Linked DNA regions of Homo sapiens: region 2 is linked to region 1. Evidence: chromatin contacts called from ENCODE Hi-C or POLR2A ChIA-PET data. All regions are on one chromosome and are shown on one strand. Each heading gives the region's core, a stretch centred on a gene start or an enhancer-like site at or near the end of the contact. The rest is flanking DNA. Distances are from core to core; before and after follow the strand shown.

Region 1 (5,937 bases), core at 1,229-3,728:
CTGCAGTCCATCATTAACTGAACCATCATTATGCAGCCTACGACTGTACACATATATATGTATAGACATATACACATATACATACACTTACATATATATAAAATTATTTTATTCGGGCATCTTCACCTAAATTCCAAGAAGGCAGAACTTGTGTTGACCACTGTATTTCCAACGCCTGTAACAGTAGTGCCTGGCATGTAATGGATGTTTAATAAATATTATTAACGGGACCAGTAAATAGAAGCTATTTTTTCTATAATGGTTGGAAGGGCCCTCATAGACCACCTAGACCAAAGTTCTTCACAGGCCAGGAAACTCAGACCAGGTGGCATCAGATGACCTGCCCTATGGTTCCAGCTTCCCCAGAACTGAGTGGCGGGGACTAGGGACCCTGACTTCAGTGGCTTTGCTCTGCCTCAAGTCAGCCCATTCAGTGCCCACAACAACTTAGCAGGTTGGTGCCCTGTGCTCCTCATCTGAGGAATGGAAACAAGGAGATGGTTCACCCTCCCAAGTGTCAGGATGTGGATGTCCCAGTGACTGGCATTCTATAAAAGCAAAAAGGACAGGTGGAGACACAGAAGTCCGCTCTGGAAATCCATCAACAAATGTCCTCAGAGTTGAGGAACTGCAGACAGCTGCAGCACAAAGGAGCCAAAGGCCACTGTCTTTCTCTCTCAAAATCCACCCGCACCAAGGACCCTCTTGGCTTTCTAAATGATTGAAGGCAAGCAACTGTGGTCTCATTTCTGGGGTGCCTGGATGACCTCTTGCACAGACACAGGGGATTCTGTGGAGAAAAATGCCAACCCCTGCTCCATCATTTCTAGGTGCACGACCTCTCTGGGTACCAACTTTTCGTGGCTTAGGATCAAATGAGAAAACACGTGCACAGCACCTGGCACAGTGCATGGCACATAGCAGGCACACGAAAACATTAGCTGTTAGGAACCGCACGTTTAATATTCAAAGTCAACCCTCCATACATCTCACCAGCTCTTACCATTGCCCCCTAGAGCTGAGAAATCTGAATAGAAGGGCTTGCATTGGACTGGGGCTATTCAGCCTTAGAAATCCAACTCCAGGTAATCGTTTAAAGGAGCCCATTTTCCTATTCAAGTAGAGTGAAAAGAACTCCACCTCAGTCCCCAAGCCACTCAGGACCTCTCATAAGGCTGGCAAAGGGAAGATTCCAGTCTGAGAGCACTGGCCACCTAACTCTATTCCCAGAAAGTGGAGTCCGGCCCAGAGCTCCCTGGAAGTTGAGGTAACAAGACCCAACAAAAATATCCTGTATTCTCTTCACCACCTGTCTCCGCAAGCGAGTAATAAGACAAAGTATTAAAGAGAGACATCACCAGTAATCAGAATGTGGTAACTAAATGAGTCTTTTGTCTTCCACTTACAATGTGCAAGCTGGTCCGGTTCCTCAGCCTCTCTGAACCTGCTTCCTCAACTGTTTAAAGAGAAAAGCAACCTCTACCTCCTGGGGCTGGTCAAAGGATGAAATGAGAGAATTCTGTTCAGCGGTGTCTAGGACATTAGCTGCTGCTTTTAGTTCAAGAAGCCCAGTGCAGCCTATGCCGGAATAAGCATTACTTGCTCCAAAAGAACACTCTGTACAGCAAAGGCAGCCCTTTCCTAGACCACAGACCACACCACTCCAACATGGGCCACAGGTTGGGAGCAAACACTTACTCCACCAGAGGCTTCCTGAAATCTTACAAGCAAATGGAGTGAAAGTAGAAACTGAGACCCAAACAGCTTCTGAAAAGTGGATGCCCGGCTGGAAGTGGTGAGGGACGTTCCCCCACGAAAAAACTTGGACTTGGCAATCATTGCTTTGGACTTCGCAATGTAAATTGCCACTTTTGATGACTTGGGGATTCTAGAATGTTCCGGTCGCTCACTGATTCACAAATATAAGGTCTGGGGTGACCTAAACCTGCATGGTGTGTTCCAAGAGCCCCCAAAGCGTTCCAAGAGCTGGTGACTTTCGGCTCACGTAACTAACCTGGGCCTCAGTTTCCCTCCAGACCCTAACGAAGGAGATAACGGTTGTTGCCTCTACAGGGAAGCTGCGAGGCTAAACGGGGATGGCGCGCTAAGGCGCTCCCTAGACACAGCACGGAGCTCCCCGCGCGCGGTTCCCATTCGCTCCCGGAGAGAAGGGCGGCGCGCGGGCTCACACAAAAGCCCAGGACCTTCCTCCGCTGCAACTGTAGAAAAAGCAACTGGAACGCGAGCTGGGGCAGCGGCCGGGCCGGGGGCTCCTCCCGCAGGCGCCCAGGAGCCGCTCGGCCCGTGGCCCGGCCGGGGAGCAGGCGCCCCGCGGGAGCGCTGAGGCCCCGCTGTGCCGAACCGGGCGGGGGCGGAGGAGGCGGAAGCGGGGGCGGCCGGAGCGCGGTGGGGATGTTTAAAGGAAATTTACAATCATTTCCTCTCTGTGGTTTGGTGACAAATCAACAACATCCTGTTCTTTTGTGAGGCTCCGGGCGCCTGCGAGGCGGAGGCAGCGCTCCGGCTCTTAAAGGGACACACACAGGGCCCCTCTCCCAACGGTTCCCTGCGGCTCCCCCCCAAAAAAATACAGCTTCCTCAAGGCGTCACCTCCGGGGGCGCGCGGCCGGAATGCGGGGGCTGTGGCCGGAGCCGCCGCCAGGCCACGACCTGGATCGCGTCCCTCACCACCCCCCACCCCGCCCGACGGGAGGAGACGGCCGCGGCGGCGGCGCACCAATCTGAAGGACGTCCCGGCCCGGGGCCATGTCCCGCCGAGGGGGTGGGCAGGGGGCGGAGGGGCGTCCTCCCGAGGGTTCCCGTCCCTCCCCCCAACCCCAGGGCAGCTCCGCCGGGCTTCGGACCTCCGGGTAGTTATCCCCCTCCCCCAATCCCCTGGCCTCGAGTTTTGCAGTCCCAAAACTCTGGATTTATGGTTAAAATGTCGACGTACGCACAGGAGGTTTATAAAATGCCAAAGCAGAGACTTCCCGAGCTGTAGAAGTAATGAGAATCAGATGGTCGGGACCAGGAAAAAAAAAAAAAAAAAAAAAAACTACTCAACTGGCCTCCTGGGATTTCGTTCATTCAGTCATTTAATGAGTATGTTTTACTAAGTGCTGGTCACTACTCTAAGCCCCCGCACCGCAGGAACAACACAGATACGGTTCCTGCCCACAGGGGGCTTAGATTCTCAAAAATGAATGAACAGGATTATTTCACATCTACAAGTGCTATGAGTTTTTTAATGGGTCACATTCTAGAACAGCGGCTTTCTGTAGGGACACCTCTCTGAGGGGTCTGACCTGAGGCATCCAAGGATGAAAAGGCAAGGGTGCTAGGAAGAACTGGGTTGGAAAGGTCCAAACATTATTATCAGGAAAGAGCTCAGAAGTCTCATCCCAAAGACCGAGTGAAGGGCAGCCCCAGGGCTGCATTTTCCCCTTGAATACAAGCCTTGATAAGGGGCTTGGGTCCTTCTGCTCTTGCTATATCGCCTGAGCCTTTCCTTTCATCTCTCGGCCTCACAGCTTCCTATAAGGAAAATGAGACACTGAACTAGATACAGTACTTCTCAACCTAGGTGCAAATGAGAATTCCCAGGGAGGCTTTCAAAAACACTGACACCCCTGACCCCACCTCAGACAAAGGGAATGAGGATCTTTGGTAATGGGGCCTAGGCACTGGCATTTCTGTAAGACTTCAAAAGTGAGTTTAGTGTACAACCAGGGTTAAGAGCCACTGACTTAGGGCCGGGCGCGGTGGCTCACGCCTGTAATCCCAGCACTTTGGGAGGCCGAGGCGGGCGGATCAGTTGAGGTCAGGAGTTTGAGACCAGCCTGACCAACATGGAGAAACCCCGTCTCTACTAAAAATACAAAATTAGCCGGGCGTGGTGGCGTGCACCTGTAATCCCAGCTGCTCAGGAGGCTGAGGCTGGAGAATCACTTGAACCCGGCAGGTGGAGGTTGCGGTGAGCTGAGATGGCGCCATTGCGTTGCAGCCTGGGCAACAAGAGCAAAACTCTGTTTCAAAAAAAAAAAAAAAAGAGCCACTGACCTAGATGATATTTAAAGTTTGGGTTTAAAATGCAGTAAGGTGGCTGGGCGCAGTGGCTCACGCCTGTTAATCCCAGCACTTTGGGAGGCCGAGGCAGGCAGATCATGAGGTCAGGAGATGGAGACCATCTCCTGGCCAACATGGCGAAACTCCGTCTCTACTAAAATACAAAAAATTAGCCGGGCGTGGTGGCACCGCCTGTAGTCCCAGCTACTTGGGAGGCTGAGGCAGTGGAATCCCTTGAACCCAGGAGGCAGAGGTTGCAGTGAGCCGAGATCGCGCCACTGCACTCCAGCCTGGTGACAGAGCAAGACTCCATCTCAAAATAAAATAAAATAAAATAAAATAAAGTGCAGTAAGAAGGCCAGGCGCGCTGGCTCACACCTGTAATCCTAGCACTTTGGGAGGCCAAGATGGGCAGATCACCTGAGGTCAGGAGTTTGAAACCAGCCTGGCCAACCAGCCTGGCCAACATGGTGAAACCCTGTATCTACTAAAAATACAAAAAAAAGTTTAGCCAGGCATGGTGGCAGGCGCCTGTAATCTCACCTACTTGGGAGGCTGAGGCAGGAGAATTGTTTGAACCTGGGAGGCGGAGGTTGCAGTGAGCCGAGATCGTGCCCCTGCACTCCAGCCTGGGCGACAGAGGGAGACTCTGTCTCAAAAAAATAAATAAAAATAAAGTGCAGGAAGAGCTATTTCAATTCAGGGCATAATCATCCACGTTCATTGAGTGCTTAGCAGCTGCTATATAATACCCTAAGTAAGCTACATATGTATTTTATCTAATTTAAGTTACAAAGAAAAACCTTACCAACTTAGATATTATTATTATTCCTATTTACAGATGAGGAAACTGGGTACAGGGATGACACAAAATATGGTCAAGGGCACACAGGTATTAAGTGGTCTTGTCTGTATCCTGTAAGCTGAAATGCCATTCCAGTGGCAAGGAACAAATTTCTACCTAATGGGGTTGTTAATAAGGCAGAGTAGCTACCCAGAGAAGAGCATGGGGTGCTATAAGCCCAGGTTGCTCATACATCTTGGACAGAGGCAGCGGACTGGCCTAGATGCCCAGAGTTCAGGTCTTAAAAGAGAGATTGTAACTCAAAGAAAACAGACTTTTATGTTTCTTGGTGCTAATCCTCTCGGTCGTTTTCAGAGATGATTCCCATAAATTGTTAAAGGTATGCCTTGGCCAGACAGAGGAAACATTTGGCAAGGTGAGGAGGAAAAGGAACTCCCTGTGTACCCCAGTAATAACCAGGATAGGATACACTCCCCCACCCTCCTCACTCTCCCTTCTAGGGCCCACCCCATGCCCTTTTCACCTTTGACCACCTTCCCATTTGTGCAGTTCCCTGAGGGAGGACCCAGGGAGAGTATAAGCATGAGCTGGGACAGGTTCCCCAGGAAAGTAAAAGATCTGAGAAACCAAAGATAAGAAGAAAAGGAAGATGATGCATTCCTACAGTGTGGCACTGTGCTGCTGTTAATAATAAGAGAGCTGATAGACCAGAAAGATGCTTGTAATATACAAGGTGCAGAATAGAGTCCTCTCACTGATATTTTTGTAAACGACACACACACACACACACACACACACACACACACACACACACACACACCCAGAACCATCTGGAAGGATAGACTCCAAAGGGTTAGGGTTAGGAGTGATGGCTGGGCAGAGGCATGAGGGAGGGTCGTAAAGGGGTGTGTGTAGTGTAAATCTATACTTTTACTTTCTATTCATCTCCATATTATTTAAATTGGTGACAACAATAATGTATTAATTTTTTAAGATAAAGACACTTCTACTGACAAATAATAAAAATAAATATTAAACGGGGAAGCATAAAAACCCACCCTGGGTCT
Region 2 (5,937 bases), core at 1,984-4,483, 250 kb before region 1:
CAGTTAAGGCACTTTATTCCCCACCAACATAGACCCGAAGTCAAAACAGTTTTTCAAATGACCACGATGGGGAGAGCTGGACCCCACTGCCAGAAGTCAGAGAGAAGGGGAGGTCTCCAGGCAGGAATGTACTCCGCGACAGGGTTCTCTCACCTCGGTCATATGTGATGGGAAGGACTCCTTGCCCTCCTCCCCACAACCCTCATCTGATTACATAGAGGATTTTTATACATAAACTTTAAAATACACACACACACACACACATAATATATCACATATACTATATATATATGATATATATGTGTATATATACTATATATATATGATATATATGTGTGTGTGTATATATATATGTCATTCAGTCTCTGGACTGTATCAAAATTTTCCAGACAACTTTTTCAGACCTTAAAGAAGCAGACACCTTTTAAGATAAGGTTTTTTTTTTCATATATATTTACATATATGTGTGTGTGTGTGTATATATATATATATATATATATATATATATATATATATATAGATGTGTATATATATTTATATATATGTATATGCATATATATATATTTTTTACCACTGGAATTATTTTCCCCCAAATTCGATTTTTCCCCTTCTCTGTCTTTCTCTAATGTTTTACCAATCCCGGCTTGTGGCTACATTTTAATTATAAATGTCACTGACATAAAACAACCGCACCAATTTCTGAATGAGGCTGACCTCACTTTGGGTAAACACGGCAAAGGACGGGAAGTCTCCAACCCAGAATAAACCAGGCACATAATCTCTCTTGGCCTCTCTTTGGAGAGCAGAGGCGGAAAGCAGGCTTAGAGGCCACAGACAGACATGCTACAGAAGCAGAACCTCTCTCTCCAGGCATTTTCCTCATTGAATGCACCAGTTGTGGTCTTATCGTTACATTTGCCTGGGATGGGACAGGAAGATGCTAGGATAGCTTGGGGCTCAGAAACAGGGTGCAAGACCTCAAAGTTGACTTCTCTTGGCACTGGCAGGATCATAACCCTTTTTCCTTTTTTCTACCTTTGGAAAGTAAGGGATTGCTATTCTTACTGTGAACAAACTACTGCTAAGACCTAATGGAAGGCTTTGGGGAGCAGAGGAGAAAACCAAAGCTACAAACTTAGTTCCTCAGACAAAAGGTGTGAACAGTGAGTTGCGGGCTAGCACAGCCATGCAAAAGCTCTGGGCTCCCCTTTATGTAGGTTTCCCAGGTATGCAGGGACTCGTGAAGCAGTTTAAATAATGAGCATGGGACAAGGAAGACCATGACCCACAAAGGTGAGTTTGCACATTTCAGTTTCATTGACATGTAGTTCTGACAAATAGGCTGTTTTCAAACCAACACTTCTTAACTCATTCTTAGTAAAGGAGCAGGACTCTGGATTCTATTGCGGGCACATACAGTCACAAATCCACCAAGTAAACACTTCCAGCCCTCTTCCCGTACATTTTTACAATGCTTTATCTGAGTTTGAATTTCTCCAAGAAATTTCTATCGTTAGAGTACCTTTTTAAAAGTTGCTTTCCATTTCTTCAGCTAAATTAATTGTTAATGTCCCCATTTCAGAAGGGGAAAATGAAGTACCCTACAGACCATGGACGTATCTTGTTTTTCAAAAAGTACTTGCCCCTTCATCCCTGGGATACTTGAGAGACACTGACCTTCCTGTTCATAGATAGCAACTCCTAGATCCCCGTATGGGATAAAGAAGAGTGCTTGCTCCTCATTTGCTCTGTGCGCTAACCTGGTCGGGGGGTATTGAAAAAGGGAGTGGACAGAGAAGTTAGAGCTTTAGAGGTGCCTCATCCACCCGTCCTGCCTCCCCATTTCTCCTGGGTCCCTGTCTGCCCCCAAGAAGACCCACCTTTTATAAGTGCCTATGCTCTGGTCTAGATGCAACATGGACTCAAACCTAAGCTGGGTCATAAAACATCTCAGGGGTCACGAGGAACAAAAAGTGGGAGTCTTGGCCAGCTCTAAGTGTCCCATTGACTATGAACGGAGCTTTAACACATCAGCTACCATCCTAAAATGTATGAAGGAGAATCAGGGGAGATCATAGCAAATCCCTGATGAAAATTTTGTAAAATACACAAAACAATATGCATAGTTCATGCATACGTAGTAAAATAGAAAACTATGCACTAGATATAGACTAAACACCAGCAAACACTAGGAATCCTATCACTCAGAGTCCTCCAGTGTCACCAGCTGGCTGTTCTTACCTCAGAACTGTTTATAAAGAAATAGAGTTAGGATGAAGGAAACATTTCCTCAATTCCTCTCCCAGTCTTAGTTCCTCTTATCCTTCCCAAAGCAGCTACTTGTATGAATCTGGTCAGTATCTGGTGCACAGTTTTATATTTTACTATAGATGTATTCATGAGCTACACACGTATTGTGTTCTTTTTCTTTTCTTTTCTTGAGATGGAATCTCGCTCTGCCGCCAGGCTGGAGTGCAGTGGCACGATCTCGGCTCACTGCAACCTCCTTCTCCCGGGTTCAAGCAATTCTCTCGCCTCAGCCTCCCGAGTAGCTGGGATTACAGGCGCCCACCAACACATCTGGCTAATTTTTTTTTTTTTGTATTTTTAGTAGAGACGGGGTTTCACCCTGTTGGCCAGGCTGGTCTTGATCTTCTGACCTCGTGATCTACCTGCCTCGGCCTCCTGAATGCATTGTGTTTTTTAATATGATTTTCATCAAGGATTTACTATATTCTCCCATTGCAATTTAGTTTTTTTCACTGTATGTTATATTCTACCTTTCTTTGAAAGGGGATTAAAAAAAAAAACTACATACACACACACACACACACACACACACAGAGAGAGAAAGAATGTTGCAGATTTTGTGCTTTTGTTTGCTTTTAGCTCAAAAACAATTGCAGCTTTTGTTATTGTGTTGCTGTATCACTCCCAGGTTCATTTGTCTGTATCCCTAATCATGCAGAAGCCCCAAGTGCAGGGACCATGGCTGGCGCTGAGCGTAAGTCCCAGCACCTAGTAGATGAATATGTGTTGACTGAATGGTTTTCTGTCCCCCAACCCTGAGCTGCTACCCGAGGAAAAAGCTGCTGCTGTGTGGCCAGCCCCTCCCTCTCTTCCCAAGGCCCCACTTTCTCATGCTCTCTCCTTCCTTGCCTGTCCTCAGCAGCAGCTGCAAGAGGATGTAGGTCTGGAAAACTGGAATGAAGTCACACTAGAGAGCTGGACACCAAGCCAGCTACACAAGCCGCTCAGCCTGGGTGTTGCTCCTTCCTGCCAGCCCTACTTGCAGAAGGATATATGTTTAGGAAACTTAGCCAGAAAGAAATCTAGTGAAAATGAGCTATGAAACTTGGACATCCTGGAGAAATAATATTTACAGAGGAAACTTTTGAGACGAACTCTCACCGGCACAACAAACCTGGTGTCGGGACTCATGGCTGAGGGCTGAAGTCATGTGCTAAGCAGGCCTCTGGCTCTTGTTTACCTCTATGAGGCCTCTTCATGGCCATGATGGAACTCCACAGATGGCAAAGCCAACCCTATTCAGCCCCATGGCCAGACAAGTGGGTGCTATTGAAGGCAGCAAAACAGAAATGCATAGGAAATGAAAAGCTTTTTAAAAATCTTCTTTGATTGGCTGGGCACGGTGGCTCATGCCTGTAATCCCGGCATTTTGGGAGGCCGAGGGGGGTGGATCGCCTGAAGTCAGGAGTTTAAGACCATCCTGGCCAACATGATGAAACCCTGTCTCTACTAAAAATACAAAAAAAAAAAAAAAAAAACTAGCCAGGCATGATGGTGCGTGCCTGTAATCCCAGCTACCTGGGAAGCTGAGACAGGAGAATCGCTTGAACTGGGAGGTGGAGGTTGCAGTGAGCTGAGATCACACCACAGCACTCCAGCCTGGGCAACAGAGTGAGACTCCATCTCAAAAGAAAGAAAAAAGAAACAAACAAACAAAAAAAACTTCCTTGATTACCTAAAAAGACCTCCCCTTTGGGGTTTCTGTCGCACCTATAATGTGTTTGACTAAATATCTACATATATGGGCGATAGGTTGAAAAGAGTCCCAGGCAACTAACCTCACTCCATTCCATGGCTACAGATGGGATCCTGGATGGCCACCCACCATCTTGTCCATGTGTGATCTTGAACACAAGAGGGTCCAAGCAGGAGAGTATCGCTGGATTTGGATCAATCCATTCCCATAATTGGAGCCCAAGAGATTGTGTGAAAGACAGGAAAAAGTAGGATACTTGGAGTACTCGACCTGGGGTCTGGTCATGATTTTTCCCCTTCTTAGAAGTATAACATTGCATAAAACACACTCTCACCAAACTTCAGCTCTTCACCAAAGGACAGAGCAAGCACCACCTTCCTCCAGGGAACACTTCGAGGAGAAAAGGCCACAAAAGCACAGAGGAAACAGTCATACGAGTACTGGCCACTTTCCATGCATTAGCCCTTACAACAACTCCCACTATAGATAAGGAAACAGAGGCAAATACTTTGCCCGATGATCACACAGCTAATAGGCAGCCAAGCAGAACTTGAGTTCATGCAGTTGTGTTCTGGAGCCCACACTCTTTAATTTTATACTGTTTATATCAAGATAGAAACTAGCATGGTGCCTGGCACATTGTAGGTGATCAATAAAAGTTAGCCCCTTCCTTTGATCTCTCTTAAACATATAGGATTATGCTGAGAAATTGACACAAAAGTATATGTGAAGGTTCTCTGAAAACCATAAAGTCTGATAACCATTTAAAAAAAAACCAGCTTTATTGAGATAACACACATACCATACAATTCACCTATTTAAGTTGTACAATGCAATGGATTTTCTTACAACTTAACAGAGTTGTGCAACCAACACCACAATCCATTTTAGAATATTTTCCAAAAGAAGCCCCATGCCTTTTAACCATAATTCCCCCATCTCCACCCACCCTGGCCCTGGATACCCTGAATCTACTTGCTGTCTTTATGGATTTGCCTATTCTGGACATTTCATTTAAATGGAAACATAAAACACATGGTCCTTTGTGATGCTTTCTTCCCACTCAGCACTGTTTCCAGACTCATCTGTGTTGTGGCATGCCTCAGAACTCTGTTCCTTTTTATTGCCAAAGAATATTCTATTGGCATTCCATGTATCTACTTGCTCCATAGACTGTTAGACTGAGAAATAACTTTATGGAGACTGAGCGCAAATACCCCTCATTTTACTGAAAAAGAGACTGTGTCTAAGAGGCTATGCAGCCTAGCCAAGATCACTCAGCTCAGAGCCCAGCCTTGAGCCTTACAACTCTCCACGTGGTCCCATCTTACTGCCCCCCTCAGAGAGTTATTGGAGACATAATTCAAAGTGCACAGCTTATTGATAATGGGCCAGGAGAATCATCTCTGCCAATATTAGCCCAACACCATTCATTCACCAAATAATGTAGACTGCCCCCTGTGTGCAGGGCACTGTAGGAGGTGCTGAGGACCCCAGAGGGAACAGGACAAGATCTCTGCCCTTCCTCTCAGAGTGTACACTTTCCTGAGGAGGCAGAAATAGATCAGTAGCTCCCTAGATAATAAAATCATTGCATGTTGTACTAAGTGCCATGAAAGAAACAAGGGGCAGAGGAGGAAGAGGATGTGGGGGAGGGTGGTATTGGCAGGGAGAATGGGGTGGGGATGAAAGGACCCCGTGCGCAGAGTGTCACACACTCTGGGGAGGGCCTCTTTTAGGATATTTAGGCTGAGGCCTGGAGGAGAAGGACCTTGTGAATATCTGGAGGAAGAATGTCCCAGAGAGAAGGCTATAGCATGTGCAAAGATCCCAGGAAAACAGGGAAAGTTTGAAGTTTAATAGGAGCAGAAAGAGCGAGCAAGTGGTGTGACTGAAGGCTCGAGAGAGCAGGGCCCAGCTTACAGTGGAGG

What was found. Hi-C counts contacts between places; a loop is a spot of excess contacts on that map. ChIA-PET counts read pairs that join two places held with the same protein, here RNA polymerase II (POLR2A). Pooled maps may share reads with other maps.
Region 2: POLR2A ChIA-PET joins it to region 1 with 14 read pairs in OCI-LY7. The contact joins two enhancer-like sites. A Hi-C loop is called at or near these places in 3 of 50 pooled maps. POLR2A ChIA-PET finds 5 or more read pairs at or near these places in 3 of 52 experiments (OCI-LY7, RWPE1 and activated T-cell).

The regions. Positions count from the first base shown.
Region 1 is chr5:142,353,617-142,359,553 of GRCh38, reverse strand. All of the region lies in intron 3 of SPRY4-AS1 (SPRY4 antisense RNA 1), which reads right to left. Among named protein-coding and RNA genes, the nearest start is that of SPRY4-AS1, 31 kb to the right of the region's middle. RefSeq lists a silencer at 2,204-2,853 and enhancers at 2,891-3,692, 3,693-4,494. Within about 2 kb of position 2,478, at least 34 of the 41 ENCODE cell types and tissues checked have a DNase peak (open chromatin) inside an H3K27ac peak, as active enhancers do.
Region 2 is chr5:142,603,125-142,609,061 of GRCh38, reverse strand. All of the region lies in intron 2 of FGF1 (fibroblast growth factor 1), which reads left to right. Among named protein-coding and RNA genes, the nearest start is that of FGF1, 80 kb to the left of the region's middle. Within about 2 kb of position 3,233, at least 3 of the 41 ENCODE cell types and tissues checked have a DNase peak (open chromatin) inside an H3K27ac peak, as active enhancers do.